Regions from separate parts of the Mus musculus genome. Here regions 2 and 3 are each linked to region 1. Evidence: chromatin loops called from intact Hi-C (ENCODE). Cell type or tissue: heart. All regions are shown on one strand.

What was found. Hi-C counts contacts between places; a loop is a spot of excess contacts. Peaks named below come from ENCODE experiments on the same cell type or tissue, not always from the same donor. Only the 100,000 strongest peaks of a DNase experiment are listed, where the experiment ranks them.
Region 2: it touches region 1 in a loop (5-fold over the local background); 5 of 42 quality-filtered maps call a loop at or near these places.
Region 3: it touches region 1 in a loop (2.2-fold over the local background); 8 of 42 quality-filtered maps call a loop at or near these places.

Annotation. Positions count from the first base shown.
Region 1 is chr17:28,074,939-28,082,938 of GRCm38, reverse strand. Tcp11 (t-complex protein 11) reads left to right here and starts at 2,300. Exons shown (of 10, transcript NM_001085555.1): 1 at 2,300-2,364; 2 at 2,634-2,780; 3 at 4,881-4,953. The coding sequence starts at 2,660. It also overlaps the pseudogene 4930526A20Rik. In heart, CTCF peaks have their summits at 1,358 (motif pointing left) and 3,147; DNase peaks (open chromatin) are centred at 2,308 and 3,138; H3K4me3 peaks cover 1,562 bases; H3K27ac peaks cover 1,219 bases.
Region 2 is chr17:27,647,108-27,655,107 of GRCm38, reverse strand. No RefSeq gene overlaps it. Among named protein-coding and RNA genes, the nearest start is that of Pacsin1, 4.5 kb to the left of the region's middle. In heart, a CTCF peak has its summit at 4,782 (motif pointing left); no DNase peak of the experiment used is centred here; H3K4me3 peaks cover 41 bases; H3K27me3 peaks cover 2,042 bases.
Region 3 is chr17:28,305,349-28,313,348 of GRCm38, reverse strand. No RefSeq gene overlaps it. Among named protein-coding and RNA genes, the nearest start is that of Fance, 4.2 kb to the left of the region's middle. In heart, CTCF peaks have their summits at 67, 327 (motif pointing right) and 4,332 (motif pointing right); DNase peaks (open chromatin) are centred at 258 and 4,358; H3K4me3 peaks cover 581 bases; H3K27ac peaks cover 1,413 bases.

The DNA of each region.
Region 1 (8,000 bases):
TGCCTGGCTCTGGGAAAACGCTTCCCTTAGCCTTCCTCGGTTCCCTCCTCGGCCACCTCCACGCTCCCCTCTTCTTGCTTCAGCCCCACCCCCACCATAGATGCCTGCTCTGATTATCTCCCTACAACCCTCCAAGAGAAGTCAGATTTTAAAAGTTTTAATTACACTGTGTGTATGTGTGTGCGTGCGTGTGCGCGCGCACGTGTGTGTGTGTGTGTGTGTGTGTGTGTACATGGTGTGGCACAGGTGTGGAGCCTGAGGCCAGCTCGTGTGTGGCAGGTCTCTCCTGGAATTATGGGAGTCTTGGGGATTGAACTCAGGAGGTCAGGATTGGAAGCTGGATCCTTGGCCCATTAGTGCATTTGGCTGACCCACAGATGTTATATAGAGAGCGGCTATTTTACGAGTACAGATAGATTCCTAGGGGAATTCAGACATCTGGGAAGAGCTCTATAGCACTGATTCTTTTATCGGGAGGGCTACTATTTAAAAACAAGCTCAATTTTTTTTCTCTCCTTGACATTAATAGTCCCAAATAGGCCAGGCAGTGGTGGCGAAAGCTTTTAATCCCAGTACGCATGGAGGCAGAGGCAGGCAGATCTCTGGGAGTTTGAGGCCAGCCTGGTCTACAGAGGGAGTTCCAGGATAGCTGGGGCTACACAGAGAAAACATGTCATAAAAAAAAATGTTTTCCCTGCATGTATGTGTATGTGTGTGTACATACACACACACACACACACACACACACACACACACACACCCTTAGGGGCCCCACAAGAGGGCACCAGGTATTTCTAGGCCGCCACTTGGGTGCCATCTTTCCAGACTCCGAGTTTTCATGTGACAGGAAGCTGTGACATCACTGCGTAGCTTCTGTTCACGTCCCCGTTGACCACCTGGAGGGAAATTCCAAGAAGCACACCCCGAAATTCCAAGAAGCACAATGGGGAGGGAGGAAGGAAGCTTAGTATGTGCTGGAGATAGTTTAGGTGGTCGGTGAGAATTGAACCCAGGGATACCAACCAAGCTACAACCTTAAATTCTTTTCAGTAAATCCTACCTTGCAGTATTGGAACTGAACCTGGGCCCTCAAACATGGCCGGCATTTTGTTACTAAGTTGCACCCATTATCTGGCTTTGTTTTGTCTTTAAACTTTAGTTGCTTCGTCTGTCCTGGAACTGTGTAGTCCAAGCAGGCCTTGGCCAGTCTGTCCTCTTGCCTCAGTCTCCCCAGTAGCTAGGGTGACAGGCCTGCACCGTTACTTTCAGGTTTTCCAAAGTCAGGGATTGGCAAGCAAAGCAGCGGCATCAGGCGGTACAGCCATTTCCGGGGGATCGCACGCCCTCTTCTGAACGCCTGGGGTACTGCATGGATGGGATGCATTTGCATAGGTTTTATGATGACTTCAAGTCAGAGTAATTAAGAGGCCAGAAAGAATATGAGGGAAAAACACCCTCTCCATGTTCTCTCCCCAAACCCAAGGCGTGGGTATTTAAAAGACTTTAATCCCTGCAGAGGCAGGAAGATCTGAGTTTGAGGCCAGCCTGGTCTACAGAAGAGTTCCCTGACTGCTGGGGCAGCATAGAGAAACTTTCTTTGTCTTGGGAAAAAAGCAAAAAACACAAGAGAATGTTATATGTAAAACAAGACAATTTTATATGTATGGGTATTTTGCCTGCGTGTATGTAAATATATGTAAATATAGGAAGTATGATCCCGAGGAACTGGAGTGGCAGATGGCCGAGATCCATCATGTTGGTGCTGGGAATCGAACCCTGGTCCTCTGGAAGAAAGCCAGTGGTCCTAACAGCTGAGCCATCTCTCCAGGCCTCACCCTCCATTTTTTTTAAGAATCTGGAAATGGAGCTCAGCCTATGAGGTCCCTTCCATGCCCAGCACTACATGAACCCTTGGTGGTGGCTCACACGGGTGACCCCAGCACTCAGGCAGAGGCTGTAGGGTCAGCAGTTCGAGGCTAGCACCCCTGTGCATGCTCTGCAGGCTACCCCTAAGCCCCAGATCCTGACACTTGGAATCAATAGGGATGACCGTCCTGCCCCAGTCTCGGTCTCACCCAAGGTGGCGGCAGATGGTCGGTGGCGGGTCGCGATGCTGGTGGGGAGGGCTGCCACGCGCCTCGCGCCTCGTTGCCAGGACACCTAAGCTGTTTGTTTGGCAACACCGGGCGTTCCCACTCCTGCTCAGTTCGCAGGGTGGGGATGTGGAGTGTGTGACAGCATCGACGTGGGGCTCAGTGGCTCCACCCAGCCACGCCGCCCCTGCCTCATCCCCCCAAGTGGTTTAGCCCACCCGCACCCCGTGCCGCCCAGCCAGCCAGAGCGGGCGGGCCGGCAGAGAAGGAAGTGAGCTGAGTGGAGAGAGGGAAGGGGAGGGAGAAAGTGGAGGGGGAGGGCGGAGGTGAGCCACGGAGGGGAAGGGATGAAAGAGGGGAAGGGAGAGGGGAAGAGGAGGTGAGGGGAAGAGGCATACTGAGAGGGAGAGACAAGGGGTGGTGAGGGATGGAGAGGGGTAAGGGGAGGGGCGTCCGTCGGGGCTGCGGCCTCAGTTTCTTCCTGCGCCAGCTCTGGTCCCCCCTGGCCCTGACGAGCCCCCAACATTTGTCACCACACAGATACCACCACCACCACCATCACCAGGATGCCAGACGTGAAAGAGAGGGCGGCCCGGAAGGAGCCCGGCGCGGCAGAGAGCGCCTCCCGTGAATCCCGCGGGGGAAACACCCGGGAGAGCGCGAGCAGCGCCCAGGGGCACCGATCGTGTAGGTTCAACCGTCGCCCGAGCACGGCCGCCCTCACCCCAGGGTCCGCGCAGGGGCGCGGGGTAAAGACGGCGCCACGAGGTCCCGTGGGCCACGGAGGACTGCGGACTGGCCCGACCTCCCGGTGTCCCCAGCCCTCCGCCCGAGCGAAGCTCCCCTCGGTCACGCGTGGGGCACCGCTTCCGCCATCCCCGGGAAAGGGCCACCTCGGCGGGACCCCGAGCTCGCACAGGCTAGGTATCTGCTTGAGGCAGGGTCCCCCAAGTGCGGGGACTGCAGGTCCGGACCTCCCTCCCCCTCGTTTCAAATGCTCCCGCACAAGCGTTGCCATGGATTTCCTGTGACGCTGGACAGTTAGTCTCTCCTCTGTGGCCACGCGGGGTCGCTGCTGCTTAACGCTGTGACTTGAGACAAGATCCAGGTGTACCCGGAGGGGTGGGGTGGGGTGGGTTGGGTTCGGGCTGGGGTTGTGTATCCAAATAGGAACCTGGCCTGTGGGGTTCAAGGTCAGGGCGTGCTGGTGCTGCTGGTTTGGAAACAGTTCTTACAATGGCTGTTGCATCCATAGGTACAGTGACTCCTGAGTATACAATCAAATTCCTTTTGTAAAAATTTGGAACTGTGTATAACACGTTGGCTTTGTTGTGTTGCAGTTTTCTTTTTTTAGGGGGGCAATCTGAATTTTTAAGAATTGTAGCCACACTTAAATCTCTACTCTTTAAGCCCTCCTTGTTCCGGAGTGCTCTGGGCGGAACTGGCTGCTTCTTGCAGTTGGAGAGTTTCTTGAGGAGTGGCTGTAGCTTTGAAGGTTTCCTTTCACCTCGGATTTGTTTACGGATCTGATTGTGTCATGCCAGCCATTTCGGCTGGGATAATGAAGGACTGCACAGATGCTGGGAAGAGCAGGGTCCGGTCACCTTTGTTTTTATAAAAAGGTTTATTTTTCTTTGTGTGAGTGGGTGTTTTGTCTACAGGTATGTCTGTGCACCGTGTGTGTTCAGGGCCAGAAGAGATGTCGGGCGCCCTGAAACTGGAGTTACAGATGCTTGTGAGCCAAGGGTAACCCAGCTCTTAGGAAAGGGCAGCAAGTGGCTTAACCACTTGGCCATCTGTCCAGCCTGTAGTTTATGCTTTTATAACCCAGCCAAGGACTCTAGATTTTCTATCAAAGTCCAGTCAATTTTCTCACCATGAAATATTTTCAATTTGTTGAAACGTAAAACCCAGAGACTTCCTCCATTTTTAATTTTCTCTGTGTGTGTGTGTTTTTTTCCTTTTTCCTTACTGTCTGAGGATACAGGCATGACTCTAAATACTTCTGTCATGTTTCCTTCTGAGAAAGACAGTGCTGTCCTATGGGATCTCTACAGTTATTTTCTTTTGCCGGGCAGTGGTGGCACAAGCCTTTAATCCCAGCACTTGGGAGGCAGAGGCAGGCAGACTTCTGAGTTTGAGGCCAGCCTGGTCTACAGAGTGAGTTTCAGGACAGTCAGGGCTACACAGAGAAACCCTGTCTCGAAAAACAAACAAAACAAAACAAAACAAAACAAAACATTGTGCCTTTTCAGGCCTGTGAGGCAGCTCAGCAGCTAAGCTCCCCCGACCCCACCAACCTGATGACTGAGCCGATGCCCAGGCAGCCATGAGAAGGTAGAAGGAGGGAACCTTCCTCGAGCCTCCCAATGCAAACTGGTGTGCAATACTAATAACCTTCTTGATTATTTTATGTATACGAGCACACTATCATTGACACACCAAAAGAGGGCATCAGATCCCATCGTAGATGGCTGTGAGCCACCATGTGGTTGCTGGGAATTGAACTCAGGACCTCTGGAAGAGCAGACAGTGCTCTTAACCGCTGAGCCATCTCTCCAGCCCTGACAGCTTTATCTTTGAATCCGCTTCATTTTGTGCCTGCCTGAACTTTAGCCTTCACTGTGTTGGACTGCCCTGAGCATTTCTAGCACGCCCTTGGGGAAGTACAAGTGACTGGCTGAGTGGACTCAGATATAACCCCGGGGGCCTTCAGACGAGTGACCCTGAGGAGATTCAGACATGTGTGGGTTGATAACTGTCCACCAGAACTTCTTCTAATTACAGGTATGACGGAGAGAGTCCATGACGCTTCCAAGCTTGATTGTCAGTTGGAAGAAAGGAGTTTATCTTCAAGCAGGTATTGGCTTTTACAGTTTCTGTATGTGACTTCCTGATGTCGTTATTCAGCACCGAAGGATTCTGGGGGCTGGGGAGGTGACTCTGTGGGCTGACACTTGTTGCCAGGCCTGACAACCTGAGTTTAATTACATGTGCCCTCACCAATAAACAGATAAATATTAAAAATAAACTCGGCACGCTCACACCTGTAATCTCAGCACTTGGGAAACAGAGCCAGGTGGAGCTGGAGCTGGAGACCAGCTTGGTTTACATGGTGAGTTGCAGGCCAGTCAGGGATATCCAGGGAGACCCTACCTCAAACAAGTAAACAACTCAAATGAATGTCTCCTTGGCGAAATGTGTTGCTTGCCATGGTTCTTTTTTTTTTTTTTTTTTTTCTTTCCCGAGACAGGGTTTCTCTGTGTAGCCCTGGCTGTCCTGGAACTCACTTTGTAGACCAGGCTGGCCTCGAACTCAGAAATCCGCCTGCCTCTGCCTCCCAAGTGCTGGGATTAAAGGCGTGCGCCACCACGCCTGGCCATGGTTCCTATTTTGATGATTAATTTCTTGCTGCTAATGATTTAAAATCCACAGTCTAAACATGGGATGCCGTTTGCCCGTTTCAGTGTTTAGAACCAGGTCTCTACATGTGGCTGTCTGGTTGTTCCAACAGCATTTGCTGGAAAAAAAGACTCTCCTTTCTCTATTGAATTGCTCTGGACTTTTGTCTATTTGCTTAGACAGCTTCTTTCATATGCCAGGCTGGTCCTCCTGCCGGTGCCTCCTGAGTGTAGAGATGATTTTAATTTTTGTTCGTTTGGGGGTTTGTTTTTATTTATTTTGAGACAGGGTCTCTCTGGGTCTCTCCTGGTTGTTCTGGAACTCGCTGTGTAGACCAGGCTGGCCTCAAACTCGCAGAGATCTGGCTGCCTCTGCCTGCTGAGCACTGGGACTTGGGGTCTGCGCCACTGACACCTGACACCCGTTTTTTTTTTTTTTCTTAGATTTTATTTTATATATGTGAGTAGCTGTCTTCAGACACACCAGAAGAGGGCATGGGATCCCATTACAGATGGTTGTGAGCCACCCTGTGGTTGCAGGGAATTGAACTCAGGACCTCTGGGAGAACAGTCGGTGCTCTTAACCACTGAGCCATCTCTAAGTGTTTTTTTTTTTTGTTTTTGTTTAGTTTTGTTTTTTAAGTCTTAACAAAGAATGATAATGATAACAAAATGTAGCCTTGAGACTGGAGAGAGATGATAATGCTCTCAGAATAAAAGTGCATGAGGAAGAGGTAGGGGAAAGCTTTTTTCTTTTTTGGGTGGGGGACAACTTTATTCTTGTGTATATATGTGTCTGTGTGTGTGTAGCTCTCATTGATCTTCCTGTGTAGACCAGGCTGGCCTCAAACTCACAGAGATTCTCCTGCCTCTGCCTCCTGGGTGCTGGGAAGCCATCACCCTCAGCTGAGTCAATTTTCTTTGTTTTTGAACCTGACTGGTCTGAAGGTGTCTTTTACATTCAAGTGTTGTCAAAAGAGAAAGAAAGAACGAACGAACGAACGAACGAACGAAAGAAAGAAAGAAAGAAAGAAAGAAAGAAGGAGGGGCTGTTTGGGTGACCGCGACGCACCCCCACTCCGCAGGAAGATGCTGGTGGTGGAGGTCGCAAATGGCCGCTCGCTGGTGTGGGGAGCCGAGGCCGTGCAGGCGCTGCGGGAGCGTCTGGGAGTCGGAGGACGCTCGGTGGGCGCCCTGCCCCGCGGGCCCCGCCAGAACTCGCGCCTGGGCCTTCCGCTTCTGCTGCTGTCTGAAGAAGCCCGGCTCCTGGCCGAGATAGGCGCGGTGACCCTAGTCAGCGCCCCTCGCCCGGACCCCCGCAACCATGGCTTGGCCCTAGCATCGTTCAAACGCCAGCAAGAGCAGAGTTTCCAGGATCAGAACACTTTGGCAGCCGAGGCCCGGGAGACCCGGCGTCAGGAGCTTCTAGAGAAGATCATAGAGGGCCAGGCACCAAGAAGCAGAAGCTGGAACAGGATTCAGGGGCAGATGAAGAAGGCCAAGAAGCCGGTGGAAGTGAGGCTACCCAAGGGAGTGAGAACAGTGATGATGGCCAGCCTTCTGCGGAGCAGGAGGGAGCAGCCCCATCCCTAGATTCTTTATCTCCACAACCAGGACCTTCAAATGGGGTGACTCCCTTGCCCAGATCAGCCCTGCTTATCCAGCTGGCCACTGCCAGGCCTCGGCCTGTAAAAGCTAAGCCTCTGGACTGGCGTGTGCAGTCCAAAGACTGGCCCCATGCTGGCCGTCCTGCCCACGAGCTGCGCTACAGCATCTACCGAGACCTGTGGGAGAGAGGCTTCTTCCTCAGCGCAGCAGGGAAGTTTGGTGGTGACTTCCTGGTGTATCCTGGTGATCCACTGCGTTTCCATGCTCACTACATTGCTCAGTGCTGGTCTGCTGAGGACCCCATCCCACTTCAGGACCTGCTCTCTGCAGGCCGCCTGGGAACCAGTGTCAGGAAGACCCTGCTGCTCTGCTCCCCTCAGCCTGATGGGAAGGTGGTCTACACATCCCTGCAGTGGGCCAGCCTGCAGTGAGCTGGAGACTGTGTGTGGCAAGAACCCTCTTCAATGGTCACCCCAGCTCATCTCTACACGGAGGCTTGTGCTCTCCTGCTCTGCCTGGTTTGTTCCGATTCCAGGGTTTTGAACACTACATCCTTTCTGTTTGTTTTTTGGTTTTGTTTTTCCTGTTTTAAGGCGACTACTACCTGTGTTGTTCTTTATTTTGTTTCCAAATTGTGCTTGTTGAGCATGGAGACTGCTTTTGTTTGGCTTTTGTGTTTCTTGCGGGGCTTAGGTTCCTGCAGTTCTCATTAAATTTGTTGAATAAAAAAAAAAAAAGAAAGAAAGAAAGAAAGAAAGAAAGAAAGGAAGGAAGGAAGGGAAGGAAGGAAAAGGAAAAAAAAAAGAAAAGAAAGAAAAAAGAAAAGATTTTCCTGACTTCTACAAGTGAAAGAAAGCAACTCCTCTAGGCAGTACTGCGCATGTGTGCACACAGGTCA
Region 2 (8,000 bases), 430 kb after region 1:
TGCCTTGTATTCTAACTGCTTCCAGGAGCCGGACTGTTGCCCCAGGGAGTGGGGCCTGACTCAGAAGAGCAGAGGATTCATTCAATGTGTCCAGAGTGTGACACAAACCAGAGAAGGAAGACCAGGAGGCGAAAACTGCCCACCTCTGCCCCTCCCTACCTTGAGAGACCTGGATGTTCACAGGGTTCGAAGAAGGAAGTCTTCCTGAACCCCTGGTGGTGAGGCTAACCGTGAGCTCTGAAGTTCACCAGTTCAGGAGCCCAGAGGAATGCCTGCATACAGTGTTCGTTCATTTGCTAAGAATTCCATGGACAGTTTCAAGCTATATTGTTGTTTTGTTTTTAAGATTTATTTATTTGTATAAGTACACTGTAGCTGTCTTCAGATACACCAGAAGAAGGCATCAGATCCCGTTATAGGTGCATGATGGTTGTGAGCCATCATGTGGTTGCTGGGATTTGAACTCAGGACCTTCGGAAGAGCAGTCAGTGCTCTTAACCGCTGAGCCATCTTTCTAGTCCTCAAGCTATATTATTAGAGCATAGAAGAAGACATCACTAAGACATCACCAGGCAGCATCTCATCTAGGGTAGGACCAGACAGTCAAGTATTATTAGTCAGGGAACCGAGGGATAGAATGGATGACTCTTACTTTACGAAGGGGCTTATCAGATCGGCTTAAACAATACAAGCGTCTGCATGCAGGACAGGCTGAGAATCCCGAAGCTGTCCCAGGACACCGGGTTCCTCAGGAGTCCCAGTGTGGCACTGAATGCATGGAGGATTCCTGAAGAGGCCCCGGAGTCATCAGAGGCCTTCAGGGGACTTTGGAAGGTTGAAACGTGGGGTTCTGGTTGCAGCGGCCGCAGCAGCAGCAGAGCAGATGCATTCACCAGCATGAAGCCAAGGTGGGCAAGGCAAGGGTACGGTGCCCCACCCCCCAACTTCTTACGTCACGCCACCCCAAGGAGGCACGTCTCACCACGGGAGAGTCTCTTTTCCCCTCAGTCAGTTCCTCCCTGAAACGCCCTCCACTCCCTCCACGCTTACCCGGAGTCTCTTACTTCTTTCCGGATCCAATCAAGTCCAGATTAACCACCACAGTGGCTGGTGTTCCACGGAAGGTTGAGAGCTCTGGGCAGAGCTGTCCGGAAAGGTTTTCTCCTGGTGCTGAAGGAGAGCTGAAATCCAGGTTAGACAGGTGGCTGATACAGTAGCCTGGGGCTGATGAGGCCCACCCTCCAGGCCTGCCTGAGCACCCTGATTCCTATTTCCCCGCACCCCAACCTGGAGTTTACCATCAGCCCCAGGCAAGGCTGTGAGGCTCACGAGGGTGGGACAGCTGTCTGGGGAACACCCTGACTCAGTCGCCTTATCTTGATAACCGTGTGACAAGCTGTTGGTGGAGTGGCTGGGGTGTAGGGGAGCCACGGACACACACGGGGCTCTGTTCATGGTTTCAATGATGGCTGGAACCAAACAAGGGAGGTGGAGTATCCACCTGCTGCTCGGAATTTATAACCACAACGGTCTGAGTAGCCAGTGCTCTCTCCCAGGGCTGTGCAAATGCACCCCTTATGGCAGAAGTGTTTTCACATCAAGAGGCTGATTCCCCACAGAGGTTCTCACAGAGGTGTGAAGAGGGAAAGGCTAGAAAAGCCTGCCCCTCCCCTTGTCATTGTCATGCTAGACAGTAAAGTATTTTCATGGAGACAAATTGGAGCCCTGGGGGGCTGGGTGTGTGTGTGTGTGTGTGTGTGTGTGTGTGTGTGTGTGTGTGTGTGAGGGCTGAGAAGGCAGAGAGGCATCGATGATGATGGTGGTGGTGATGATGGTGAAGATGATGATACTTTTAAGAAAAAAGCCAGTGGAGTCCACAGCCCCAAACTTCCCAGACAGGATATATCCCTAGACGGTCAGACATTTGGAGGGTTGAATAGAAGGCTATGATAGAGTGGGGAAGAGAAGCCGGAGGCTGGGAGAAAGCACAACCTTCACAGAGCTGTAGGTCCGTCAGGAGACTGGGAGGGCATAAGAACATGGCTCAGTTAGCTGAGTGCTTGCTGAGCACACCCAAAGCCCTAGGCCCCCAGCACATAGCTGGTGACATAGCTGGTGACAGTGGTTCAGGCCTGTAGTAACCCCAGTGGTCCAGAAGGAGTCTGTGGTCATCTTGGGCCTCTTGAAAAATCCAACAGGAGGTCGGTAGGGTGGTATATAGCTTTCATTCCAGCACTCGGGAGGCAGAGGCAGGCAGATTTCTGAGTTTGAGCCCAGCCTGGTCTACAGAGTGAGTTCCAGGACAGCCAGGGATACACAGAGAAACCCTGTCTCGAAAACAAAACAAAACAAAACAAACAAACTAACTAACTAACTAACAAAGAGAGGCTTAGTGGTTAAGATAACTTACTGCTCTCCTAGACGCCCTAATTTTGGTTGCCAGCACCCACATGGGGCAGCTCACACCTGTCTGTAACTTCAACTCAAGAGCATCCTCACGCCCTCTGCAGGACTCATTAGACACCTGCACCCGTGTGCGTGTGCGCAGAGTCCTGAGCAGACACACATGCCTTAAAAAACAAAGCAGTCTCTTTTAAAGACCAAACAAACAAAAGTAGAGAGGAGAGAGGGTAAAGACAGAAGGCAGCCAGGGGCTCTCTGTGCAGAGCTGAGGTGTGGCTGGGGTTGAATTCAGAACACATGCGCACACACACACACACACACACACACACACTGTGTAACCTAAAATAAAATGTTTCGGGAACTGACGCGGGATGTCCACACTTCCCAATTTAGACCAGCTTCCTTGTAGACTTTCTAATTGCAGACCTTCTGCTTGCCTGTCCAAGGTGAACCTAACCCACCTTCCTGCTTTGCGCCCCGCCCCGACCCCTTCCTGTTCCGCGTACCTCCCCCACCCTCCCTCCCGTTTTGCGCCTCTGCTTCAATACAGATGCCCTCCGTTTCCGGCACAGCAACTCTTCCTTTTCTGAGCATTTCCCACGTCTCTCGTGTCCTGGCCTCACGTTCTCTCAGCCCCGTGGAGATCTGACCCCTGTATGTTTCCATGGGGCTGTCCTTCCCACCCAGAGCCCTGAACCTCCCTTGGTCCATCCTCCCTCAGACTCTGGGCCACGCAGAAGGAAGACAGCGCTGGTCCTGAGGGGTTTGCAGATGCCAGCGAAACACAAAAGACGTAGGGACAGAAAGGCAGGCCAGCACTGAAAGGCGCGGAAATAAATAAATCAATGAATGAATAATGGATTGGTAATTGATACTGCGTGTTAGGCCTGGAAGAGGGGGCCGGGCAGAAGGGAGACTCCAGTTGCCCTGTCTTCCTATAGAAAAAAAAAGGGGGGGGGGAAGGAGAGCCGTTTTGAGTTCTCTTTCTCTCCCTCAGACAGTCATGTGTATCTTCCTATGGTGGTCTTGAGCCGTTGCAGGTGAGGTCCAACTTCTGACCCTTACCCTCGCTCCACAGTGCTGGGATTGCAAGCATGCACCACCATGCCCAGTTTGCGGTTTTGTTGTTGTTGGTTTTTGTTTTTTGGGTTGTTTGTTTGTTTGTTGTTTTTATTTTTTCAGACAGGGTTTCTCTGTGTAGCCCTGGCTGTCCTGGAACTCACTCTGTAGACCAGGCTGGCCTCGAACTCAGAAATCCGCCTGCCTCTGCCTTCCAAGTGCTGGCATTAAAGTCATGTGCCACCATATTGGCTAACAATTATCTATTATTATTATTATTGTGTGTGTGCCCTGCATCCATATGTGTGTTTGAGCACAAGTGCCACGGTGTGTGGATGGAGGTCAGAAGATAACTTTTGGGAGCCAGTGTTCTTCCTCCAGGAGCCGGGATTGAACTCAGGCCACCAGGCATCTGCAGCAAGCACCTTTACTTGCCGAGCCTTCTGCGCATGCTCAACAGGCACTGTCCACACCTCCAGGCCAACCACCCCTGTTCTTTCCACAGCTTGAAAAGGAAGGCCAGGGATCTATCCCACTGTGGGTAGATGGGATTCTGAAGCCCAGAGAGTGAAAGAGGCTCGTTCCAAGTCACACAGCACTTCAGTGACAGAGCTGGGGCTATAAACAGATCTCTGAGCTCTGATCTGGTCCTTGCCACCTTGAGTCCTGTTTGGAGGCTGGGCAAGATGGATCCGGGAGTCTGGCTGGGTCTAGGCTGCCTAGGACAGGGTTTTATTTTCTACGCTCCCTTTCAGCAACCTGACGTGGGAATGGGCAGTGCTGAGGGACGGCCTTCCGGCTCTCTCTCCTCATGGCGCCGTCAGCTCGCTTCAAGCTCTCGGACAGTGAGTCACCTGCCTGGTGGACAGGGACGATTGCCAGCCGCACCTTGGACCCTGAGACCAGATGTCAGGAGCCTTGCAATGGTTTCTCTGCCACTGACTTATGGCTGGAAACCACACCTCCTGCATGAAACCCTTAACCTTTAGGGGTACCCAGATTTAGGACCCCGGAGACAGCTTACCCAGGACACACAAACAAACAGAGCCGTCCCTGTACCGGGTTCTTTCTGAATTTGAGGCATAGGAACCATGGGGACGCTGTAATTACTGACCATCATGGTACAGGCTGGGATATGGAGGCCAGAGAGGTTAGGTAGCCTGTGTGATGTCACACAGCTGGAAAGCCTTGGAGCTGTGAATCCAATCCAGGCAGGACTGAGGCAGAAAGAAAAAGCAGACTGGACTAGGTGCTTACTTCAAGCCAGAGGGCTCGACGTCGCTGCGGTCCTGTGGCTATGGCCTGGACGCCCTCGCCACCTAGTGGTACAGTACCTTAACTACAAGCGGAATTCCTGTTTGGTTTGGGTTTAGATTTACGTTTTTTTTTTAGTCAAGGTCTTCGGTAGTAGCCTAGACTGCCTGGACGCACTATGCAGCTGAGGATAGCGTTAAACCTCTCATCCTCCTGCCTCCACTGCCCCAGTGACAGCGCTCTACTCCACTGGAGCTGTTACAGTTGTGAGCCACCACTTGGTGCTGGGAACTGTGTCCCGGTCCTCTGCAAGAGCAGTGTGTGCTCTTAACCAGCTCTTCAGCCCCTATTGTTTTTTTTTAATTTTTTTTTTTATTATCAGTGTGTGTTGGGGGCGGGGTCAGAGGACAATATCATAGAGTTGGTTCTCTATCTAACTTTATGGGGTCTCCTGGATTCAAACTCAGGTCCCTCAGGCTTGTACCTCTGATTTTATTCTTTCCTTAAGTTATTTATTTATTTGTGTCAGGGAGGGGATAGTGGGTATATAGAGGTCAGAGGCCAACTTTTTTTTTTTTTTGGTTTTTCAAGACAGGGTTTCTCTGTGTAGCCCTGGCTGTCCTGGAACTTACTCTGTAGACCAGGCTGGCCTCGAACTCAGAAATTCACCTGCCTCTGCCTCCCAAGTGCTGGGATTAAAGGCATGCGCCACCACTGCTGGGCTCAGAGGCCAACTTTTGAGAATTGGGTCTCACCATCCACCATAGGGGTCCAGGGGATCAAACTCAGGTCGTTAAGCTTGGCTGCAAGCACCCTTAGCTGCTTAGCTGCTCCACTCTCAATCTCATGTGCTCTTAACCTTAACACTTGGAGTTGACATGATGATGCACACCTGAAATCTTAGAGCTCAAGACACTGGGACAGGAGGATCAAGGGTTTCAAGTAAGTTTGGGCTATAGAGCAACACCTTGCCTCAAAGAATCAGACAAAACAAAATAGTCGTAGTTCAGAAAGGATGTTGTTTCTGCCGCATTCCAAGGCTTTGGTGCACGGCTAACCTCTTACTACAGTTTGTTAACCTTTCCTCACTGTGACAAACACCCGAGAGAACCCATTTCAAAGGAGAAGGGGTTTCTTTTGGCTCGTGGTTTCAACCCAGGGTCGGCTGGATCTATTGCCTTGGGCCTGAAGCCACACAAAGTGTATTGGCAGTGAGAACACATTTGTTGTACCAGCTCCGGGTGGATACAAATCTATGTACTGTTGAGCCTTTTAAAAACAAAAATAACAGGGGGGGGGGGCTGGAGAGATGGCGCAGTGGGTAAGAGCACTGACTATTCTTCCAAAGGTCCTGAGTTCAAATCCCAGCAACCATTTGGTGGCTCACAACCATCCGTAATAAGATCTGATGGCCTCTTCTGGGATTCTCTATGTAGCCCTGGCTGTTCTGGAACTCACTATATAGACCAGGCTGGCCTTGAACTCACAGAGCTCTGCCTACCTCAGCCTCCCTAGTGCTGGGATCAAAGACATGCACCACCATTCCTGATGCGGGTGTCTCTGTCTAATGTCCCTCATTCTGTTGTCATGCCTCTTGGGCGGCACGCCCATGTCCAGCCTGGGTCCTCAGGTTTTAGTTAAGGGACCTGGAAGTAGACCCACCAGGGCTTTGCCCTACTCACTCCTCGTCCAACTTTGCTGCTTTAACACGGGCTTTTGTGTAGCACAAGAGATCTTTGAACATGCCCTGGTGCTGAGGACCCTCTGACCCTCCTGCTTCTCCTCAGCAGCACACAGATTACACCTGTGCACACCTCAGCCCCATCTCTACTGAGTTGGGATCAAGCCCAGGGCTCCTGCATGCTAGCATGTGCCTTACCAACCTGGCCACAGAGCCCTGCCCACCGTGTTACCCCAGCCACAGAGCTGTGTCTCCAGTCTCTCCCAGGTGCTGTTTTCTTTCAATATTATACTTGAGACGGGGTCTTGCCAAGTGTGGTGGCACATGCCTGTAATCTCAGCACTCAGGAAGCAGAGGCAGGCGGATCTCTGCGAGTTCAAGACCACCTGGTCTACAGAGTAAGTTCCAGGACAACCAGGGCTACACAGAGAAATCTTGTCTCCATCTCCTGCCTCCCAGAAAAAAGATTAACCATTACACCTAGTGCTACTTTGAAACCCACCTTATTTTGATAAGGAAATGGTCTGGGTTGATGTTGAGCCCATTGCTCCAGACCTGCATCTTATGGCCATAGAGGACACATTTGGTCGAACACCCTTGTTCTTGGCTACAAGCTTGGGTGATGTCTTAGTTAGGGTTTTACTGCTGTGCACAGACACCATGACCAAGGCAACTCTTATAAAAGGGAAACATTTAATTGGGGCTGGCTTACAGATTCAGAGGTTCAGTCCATTATCATCAAGGCAGAAACATGGCAGCATCCAGGCAGGCATGGTGCTGGAGAAGCTGAGAGTTCTGTATCTTGATTTGAAGGCAACCAGGAGAGACCGACTTCCAGGAAACTAGGAGGAGGACCTCAAAGCCCACAGAGACACACCTACTCCAACAAGGCCACACCTCCTGATAAGGCCACACCTCCTAATAGTGCCACTCCCTGGGCCAAGTATATTCAAACCACCACAAGTGACTTGCCCAGATGTCTGGGGACATCAGTGGGTCTCAAGCCCAGTTTTCCTGTTTAATTGTAGAGCTCTCTCTCTCTCTCTCTAAATCACAGCTATCACTAGCTTCTTCCTCCAGAATCAAATCCCATTGGGAAAAGATGGGGTTTACACAGAAGACACTGCCTCAGGGCTCAGCATGGAACCTTCTAGTCTGTTGCTCTCCTTTTTTTTTTTTTTTTTTTTTTTTCCGAGACAGGGTTTCTCTGTATAGCCCTGGCTGTCCTGGAACTCACTTTGTATGTAGACCAGGCTGGTCTCGAACTCAGAAATCTGCCTGCCTCTGCTTCCCAAGTGCTGGAATCAAAGGCGTGCGCCACCACGCCCGGCGCCTGTTGCTCTCTGCTTCTCTGCTTTTTACTGCTTTTGGGTCTTTTGTTTTGGCTCTCAAGTATGCGTGAGTGTGCATGAGAGAGAGAGAGAGAGAGTTTGAGAGTGTGTATGTGTCTATGTGTGAGTGTGTGTGTGTGTGTGTGTGTGTGTGTGTGTGTGTGTGTATACACATGAGTACAGTCTTTGTGAACTCATGTATGGGTATGTGTCTGTGTGTGAGCATATGAGTACAGTCTATATGTATTCATGTATGTGTGTGCAAGAGTGTG
Region 3 (8,000 bases), 230 kb before region 1:
GTTCCTGCGTCTGGAGCCAATCTGATCCGCGCTTGATGGAGCGGCTGTACTATACTGCTGCCTAATCTTAGTCCTTCTCCACGTCTTTTTAAAATGTTTCTTTTCAAAAATTATTTTATGCCGGGCGTGGTGGCGCACGCCTTTAATCCCAGCACTCGGGAGGCAGAGGCAGGCGGATTTCTGAGTTCGAGGCCAGCCTGGTCTACAGAGTGAGTTCCAGGACAGCCAGGGCTATACAGAGAAACCCTGTCTCGAGAAAAAAAAAAAAAGCAAAAATTATTTTATGCGTATGGGTGATTTGCTTGTATATATGTAAATGCACTATGTCTAGTGCCCGCGGAGGCCAGAAGAGGGCGTGGGATGTCCTGGGACTGGAGTTAGCGGCTGTAAATTTACATGTGGGGTCCTCTGCAAGAGCAGCTAATACTCTTAACCGCTGAGCCATCATCCCTCCAACTCTGTTTCCATTTTGCCTTTTCTGTGTGTGTGTGTGTGTGTGTGTGTGTGTGTGCCTGTGTGTATATATATGTATGTGGGCCAAATGTGTGCAGGAGACCTGGAAGGTCAGAAGAGAAAATCAAAATCTTTGAAACTTGAGTTATAGGCAGTTAAGACTGCACGCGCATGCTGAGAAACCCCAGTCTTTACGAATACAATTAGCACTCTTAACCACTAAGCCATCTCTCTAGTTCCTATCCTTTTACATTTCTATTTTTACTCATGTGTATGGGGCGTATGTGTATGTGTAGCTGGGAAATATCTCTATGTGTATATAGTATGTATGTGTTCTGAACCTTAGTCCTCTGTGAGACAGCAATATGGCCTCTTAACTGATAAGACATCTCCCCAGCCACAAATTATCAAATATTTTGACCGTGACAGTTACTTTCAGGAAGAAAAAAAAAAAAAAGGAGATAAATTGAGATGCCTTATAATAGGATGACCAGGCAAAATGAACCCAATAAGGTCCAGGTCAGGGAGTCTGTAGGGAGGTTGCTACAGGAAGAGAAGAAACAGGGCAACGGCCCTGGAGCTGCAGGGTGGCTGAAGAGGAGATCAGAGAGGCTACCAGGCTTGAGGTCACACAGAGGACATTGGCTTTCTACTCTATCATGGGAACCCATGGCAGCATTTTTGAGCTGATTTTGATCTAAGCCAAACTATTTATTTCAAAAGAATTAGTTGGAAAAGGTGAGGTCTTTACTGCTTCACAAAGTGGGAGAAAAGGCAAAAAGACAAAAAAAAAAAAAAGAAAAAAAAGAAAGAAAGAAAAAAAGAAAGGAAGGAAGAAAGAAAGAAAAAGAAAATGCCTTCTTCTAGTAACCTCCTTTCTCGGTGTTCCACAGAGGAACTGTGGCAGATGTGGGCCCTAAGAAGTACAGCTGGGACCTCCCCCAAGCCTCAACCAGGACCTCACTGCCTAAGGCTTCGCATTTGAGTCATCTGGGTAGAAGTGGGGCAGAGTTCTAAACCTGGTTTAGGTTTCCACATTCAGAGAAGTCCAGGACAATATCCTCACCCCCTGAGGAATGTACAGTGCAGTCCCCCAGAAGTCAAGGAAAGCAGATGGTCCCTGGGGACAGGGCCTAAAAACGAACAGTCTTCAGACAGCATGGGACAGCTCAGTTATAGCTTATTGTTTTTTTCTACCAAAATCCTTCTACAAAACAGTAAAGTTTAAAAAAAATATCAAAGACTTGTAAAGAGCCTTTCTTCACTGTGGTCCTCTCCTCATCCCGACACCCACGCATCCTCCTCCTCCCCCACCCCAGGCTGGGAAACTTCAGCTCACAGGGGAGGAGGTGGAGGGTTTGAAGCAAAGCCCCAAGGGATTACCAGTCACCACTAAAATTTCTCACCCAGCAGGTCCCTTTCCTTCCCTCCCCTCCCCTCTCCTCCCCTCCTCTCCCCTCCCCTCTCCTTCCTTTCTTCCTTCCTTCCTTCCTTCCTTCCTTCCTTCCTTCCTTTTGTTTTAGATTTATTTATTATTATACATAAATACACTGTAGCTGTCTTCAGACACACCAGAAGAGGGCGTCAGATCTCATTACCATGGTTGTGAGCCACCATGTGGTTGCTGGGATTTGAACTCAGAAGAGCAGTCAGTGCTCTTACCCGCTGAGCCATCTCGCCAGCCCCTCTTTCTTTCTTAATATTTATTTATTTTATGTCTATGAGTACACTGTAGCTGTCTTCAGACGATCAGATCCCATTACAGATGGTTGTGAGTCACCGTCACCATGTGGTTGCTGGAAATTGGAACTCAGGACCTCTGGAAGAGCAGCCAGTGCTTTTTTTTTTTTTTTAGTTTTTTAATGCATGAGTGCTCTACTGTATATACATCTGAAGGCCAGAAGAGGGCATCAGATCCCTTCCTAGATGGTTGTGAGCCACCATGTGGTTGCTGGGAATTTAACTCAGGACCTCTGGAAGAAGGGACAGTGCTTCTAACCACTGAGCCATCTCTTCAGCCCCCAGTCAGTACTTTTTGTTTGTTTGTTTTTGTTTTGTTTTGTTTTGTTTTTCGAGACAGGGTTTCTCTGTGTAGCCCTGGCTGTCCTGGAACTCACTCTGTAGACCAGGCTGGCCTCGAACTCAGAAATCTGCCTGCCTCTGCCTCCCAAGTGCTAGGATTAAAGGCGTGCGCCACCACGCCTGGCTCTAGATTTTTGTTGTTGTTGTTGCCCAGTCAGTACTCTTAACGCTGAGCATTTCTCCAGCCTCTTTCCCTGTTCTCCTGGCAGCTGAAAGCTAAGGGAAGAAGAGTGCATGTCCCCCCCCCCCCCACCCCAACCCTCCAAAAGTACAGGAGCAAGGCCAGGGCACAATCTGGAAGAGCACATCTTTCTCTGGCTTGCTGGTCTCTAGGAATGATTTGGCTCCAACTCCATAAAGCAGAAAGAAAAACCCAGAAGCCTTTGGCTTTAGCCATAGCTGATAGGGGACAGACTCACAGGTGAAGTCTGGCAAGTTGGACATGGCACAATATTGTCACATTAGGGTAGACATCATCTATATTTCTTATATAATGCATTACATTTATGGTGGATATTTTAAAAATATTGGTTCTCAGCCTGGCAGTGGTGGTGCACACCTTTAATCCCAGCACTTAGGAGGAAGAGGCAGACAGATTTCTGAGTTCGAGGCCAGCCTGGTCTACAGAGTGAGTTCCAGGACAGCCAGGGCTACACAGAGAAACCCTGTCTTGAAAAACCAAACCAAACAAACAAACAAAGAACAACAGCAACAACAACAAAACTGGTTCTCATGTAACCTAGGCTGCCTGCCAACTTGATGTGTCACTCAGGATGACCTGGGACTTCTGAGCCTCCTGCCTCCACCTCCCAACTACTGGGATTACGGGTGTCTGCCCATATTCCTAGCAAGGAGCAAACTGAGGGCTTGTGCCTGCTGGGCGATCATACTGAGACCCAGTCCCAGCCCCAGCCTTCATGGATATTGTATTATTTTCCTTCCTTTCTTCCTTCCTTCCTTCCTTCCTCTCTCTCTCTCTCTCTCTCTCTCTCTCTCTCTCTTTCTTTCTTTTCTTTTTTTGACACAGGGTTTCTCTGTGTAGCCCTGGCTGTCCTGGAACTCACTTTGTAGACCAGGCTGGCTTTGAACTCAGAAGTTCTCTTTCCTCTGCCTTCCAAGTGCTTGGATTAAAGGTGTGTGCCACTACGTCCGGCTTGTATTACTTTTCTATTGCTGCGATAAAGTACCATGGCTAGGGGCTGGAGAGATGGCTCAGTGTTTATGAGCACCGATTGCTCTTCCAGAGGACCAGAATTCAATTCCTGGCAGGCAGCTCACAACTGTGTGACTCCAGTTCCAGAGGATCTGACAGCCTCTCATAGACAGGCAGGTAGAACACCAATGCACATAAAAAATAAATAAATCTTTAAACAACAACACCAGGACCAAAACAACTGGTATAAGAGTATTTTATTTGGGCTTATGGTTCCAGAGAGTTAGGAGCCCATGATGGCAGAGTAGACTAGGCTTGCGAGTTGGAACTGCTGAGCTTAAACTGCAAACGAAAACTAGATAGCAAACTGGGAACTGCACTTGGCTTTGAACCCTCAGAGCTGGTCCCCTGGTGACATATTTCTTCCAGTGGAAACCAGATCTGTTTGAAAGGTGCTAAAAGGAGAGATGAAGAATCCGATTCAAGCTGTTTTCTTCCAGTAGAAAAGGACTCTCAAGTCTGGTGGGTGATTTTCTCCATGTTATACACAGTACCAAAGCACGCTCTTTAAGTGGGAAAGGTGGCGAGGTGAGGATCCTCCTTCCACTTGTAGGGTTGACGTTTATACCACCGTCTTCCAGCAGGTGGCAGTGAAGCGCCTTAATGGAGACCCTTCTAGAACTCTGTCTCAGAGCAGCGGACCACGAACCTCTTTTCAACTTAAATACTAGCAATATACAAGGACAGGACCCTCAGCTGTGCCTCTGGAGCCACGTTAGAACACTGCATTGGGCTATGGGTGGCCTTAGCTGGTGCAGCTGCCGGCTAATGGATGTTCAGTGATGAGGCCAAAGTGGGTTGTGGACACTTGAGGTCAGCCTCAGGGAGGCCAGCCAGGGTCGGGAGTGCACGGAAGAAGAGTTTGTCACGAAGCCTTCTTAAATCCATGACCATCTGGACCCTTCCCACTCCCCACGTAAACACGGGGCCCCCAGAGCACCCAGGGGGCAGCAGAAATTCCTCAAAACAACTCCCCCCCCCCTTTCAAAAACTACCTCTAGGATGGTTCCAGGAGGTGGCCCCATGGGAGCCCCAGGACTTCCCTTTCCTGGCCCCTACGTGACACTAGCCACGTTAACACCTGTGCTGGAAGCTTTGAGTGGCTTCTGTTTCTGTTTTGCTTGAGACAGGCTGTCATTATGTAGCTCTGGCTGTGTGTAGATCAAACTGGCCTCAAGCTCTGCCCCCTAAGAGCTGGGATTAAAGGTATACACACCCACAGATCTCTCATTCTCTCTTTTTTAACGTTTTGGTTTACTCTTTTGAGACAGGGTGTCCTGTTGCTCAGGCTGGCCTCAAACTTGCTATGTAGCCAAGGATGACATTGAATTTTGTTTTGTTTTCTTTGCTTGTTTTGAGACAAGGTTTCTCTGTGTAGCCTTGGCTGTCCTGGAACTCACTCTGTAGACCAGGCTGGCCTGGAACTCACAGAGATCTGCTTGCCTCTGCCTCCATCCCGAGCACTGGGATTAAAGGCGTGCACGCCCCCACTGCCAGGCTTGAGCCTCATAGGTCTCTTAAGCATTCCTCCACCTAGTCTGTTTCCTCTTCCTTCGGAGTTCCTTTCCTCTTTGTTCTGGTGCCAGCTTGGACCCGAACACTGGAGTCCACATCCCACTTGCCTCTTCAAGCTACATAGACCAGGCCTTTGTTTTTTCTTCCATAGTTTGGGGAGATGAAGGGTCCTCACCTCACACAGTGATGATAGGTGACCCCCCTCACTCCCCCCCAACACACACCACAGGCTCTCATTCCAGTCCTCCAGTACTGAGCTCAACAGACCTTCCAGAGCCTTCCAACTGGAATACAAGTGACTGGTGACACCCACTTTAACCTCCACCTGCCTGTAGCATCCTTATTTTCTTCTCGCAGAAGGCCCCACTCTCCCTCCAGTGTTCCCCGGGGCGTTGCTTTTCCTCGGTCGGTCGCTGACCAGGTACCATTGTGGTTCATAGGCAAGTCCCGCAGATGAGGCTGATGGAACCTTCGAGCTGGACAGAGGCCATTCCTCCATCCCACCACCCTCACCCCACCCCCACCCCCACCCCTGCTGCTAGCCCTCCCATGCTGACTTGAGGATATCCAAGGAGGAACATTGGTTGCTCTTCTGCCCTGGGCACAGGTACCTCAGGCGGTGGGTGTGGTTGAGCAAGATGTCAAAGGCCCACATTTTATCCACAGGGATGCCAAACACTGAATCCTGACTGTTCTCCTTCCACTGTGGCCCCAGGGTGGCTCACACACTCTCCCAATACAGTCCCAAAACAGCCTCAGGTGGCACAAAATGTTCCTGAGCCCCCCGGCCCTCCAGGTCTTAGCATCCTAGAGGGCCAGTGTGCCATCTGCCCTCAGCATCTCCTGCTGCTCAGGGTCGAGCGAGGCTCTGTGCTGGGGCCTTGAACTCCTGTGTGAGTGGCCAGGCTTGAGGCTCCTGGGAGGGGCTATGGTTCCTGTCAGAAGCTTTTCTGCTCACTCAGGTGGCATCTACAGAGAGCCAACTGCATGCAAGGCTTTGTAGTAAACTCGGCTCTCACCCAGGCCCTGCCCCAGGAAGGGGAAGTCTCAGGAATCTCTCACACCCACTGTGCATCCTCCAGTACGGTACCTGTTACCTATGAGCACCTGAATGATCCAAATTCATAGGTGTTCAGGGCCTAAAATAAAAGGAAGACTAAAATACTTTACATTGATTGAATTAGTTGATAACACTGCACACATAATTTTGATCCATTAGACTATATAAAATGCTTTTGTGGGTGGTTGAGATGGGGTCTTATATAGCCCAGGCTGGCCCAAACGCAAAGCAACCTTCATTTCTTAGTCCTCACAAGTCTGGAGACTACATGTGTGAGCCACCATGCTCAACTACGTGGAAATTATTATTATTTTTTAAAGATTTATTTATTTTATGTATGTGAGTACACGGTAGCTGTACAGATGGTTGTGAGCCTTCATGTGGTTGTTGGGAATTGAGTTTTAGGACCTCTGCTCACTCTCGTCTGCCCCACTCACTCTGGTCAACTCTGCTTGCTCAGTACCTGCTCACTCTGGCCCAAAGATTTATTTATTATTATTATACCGCTCTTAATCGCTGAGCCATCTCACCAGCCCAGAAATTATTATTTTTTTTTTTCTCAAGACAGGGTTTCTCTGTGTAGCCCTGGCTGTCCTGGAACTCACTCTGTAGACCAGGCTGGCCTCCAACTCAGAAATCCACCTACCTCTGCCTCCCAAGTGCTGGGATTAAAGGCGTGTGCCACCACTGCCCGGCCCGGAAATTATTTTTTAACCATTAAAAAGATATCAATGGGGCTGGAGGGATGGCTCAGCGGTTAAGAGCACTGACTGCTCTTCCAGAGGTCCTGAGTTCAATTCCCAGCAACCACATGGTGGCTCACAACCATCTGTAATAGGATCTGATGCCCTCTTCTGGTGTGTCAGAAGACAGTGACAGTGTAAAAAGGTATCAAGTGTCCCAGGTGCTGGTGGCGCACGCCTTTAATCCTAGCACTAGGTAGGCAGAGGCAGGAGGATCCCTGAGTTCAATGCTAGCCTAGTCTACAGAGTTCAATGATAGCCAGGGATACACAGAGAAAGCCTGTCTTGAAAAAACAAACAAGAAAAGCTACCATGTGGGACTGGAGGGATGGCTTCGTGGTTAGGAACACTTCCTGCTTCATGGAGGAACTAGGTTCAGTTCCAGCACTCAGGTTTGAGGCCAGCTTGGGCTACAATATCAAGGTCCAGGCTAGCCCATGTCTCAAAAATCCACAACAAGGGCTAGAACACTGGCTGCTCTTGCAGAGGACTTGGGTTCAGGCCCCAGCAGCCACATGGTGGCTCACACTATCTGTGACTCCAGTTCCAGTGTATCCAAACACCTCTCCTGGCTTTCAAAGGCACCAAGCATACAAACGATGCACAGGCATGCATGCAGCCATACAAACAAACAAACAAACAAATAAACAAAGTGATGGTTTTCATGAGCATGGCCCCATATGCTCATATGTTTGAGTGCTTGGTCCCCAGCTAGTGGAACTGTGTGGGGAGGATTAGGAGGTGTGTCCTGGTTGGAGGAGGTGTGTCACTGGGGATGGTCTTTGAGATTTCAAAAGCCCAAACCACTCCCAGTTAGCGAGTTCTCTGTCTCTGTCTCTCTCTCTGCCTCCTGCTTGTGGCTGAGATGTGAGCTCTCAGCTACCGCTCCAGTGCCATGCCTGCCTGCCTGCTAGCTAGCTACACTCCTGCCTTG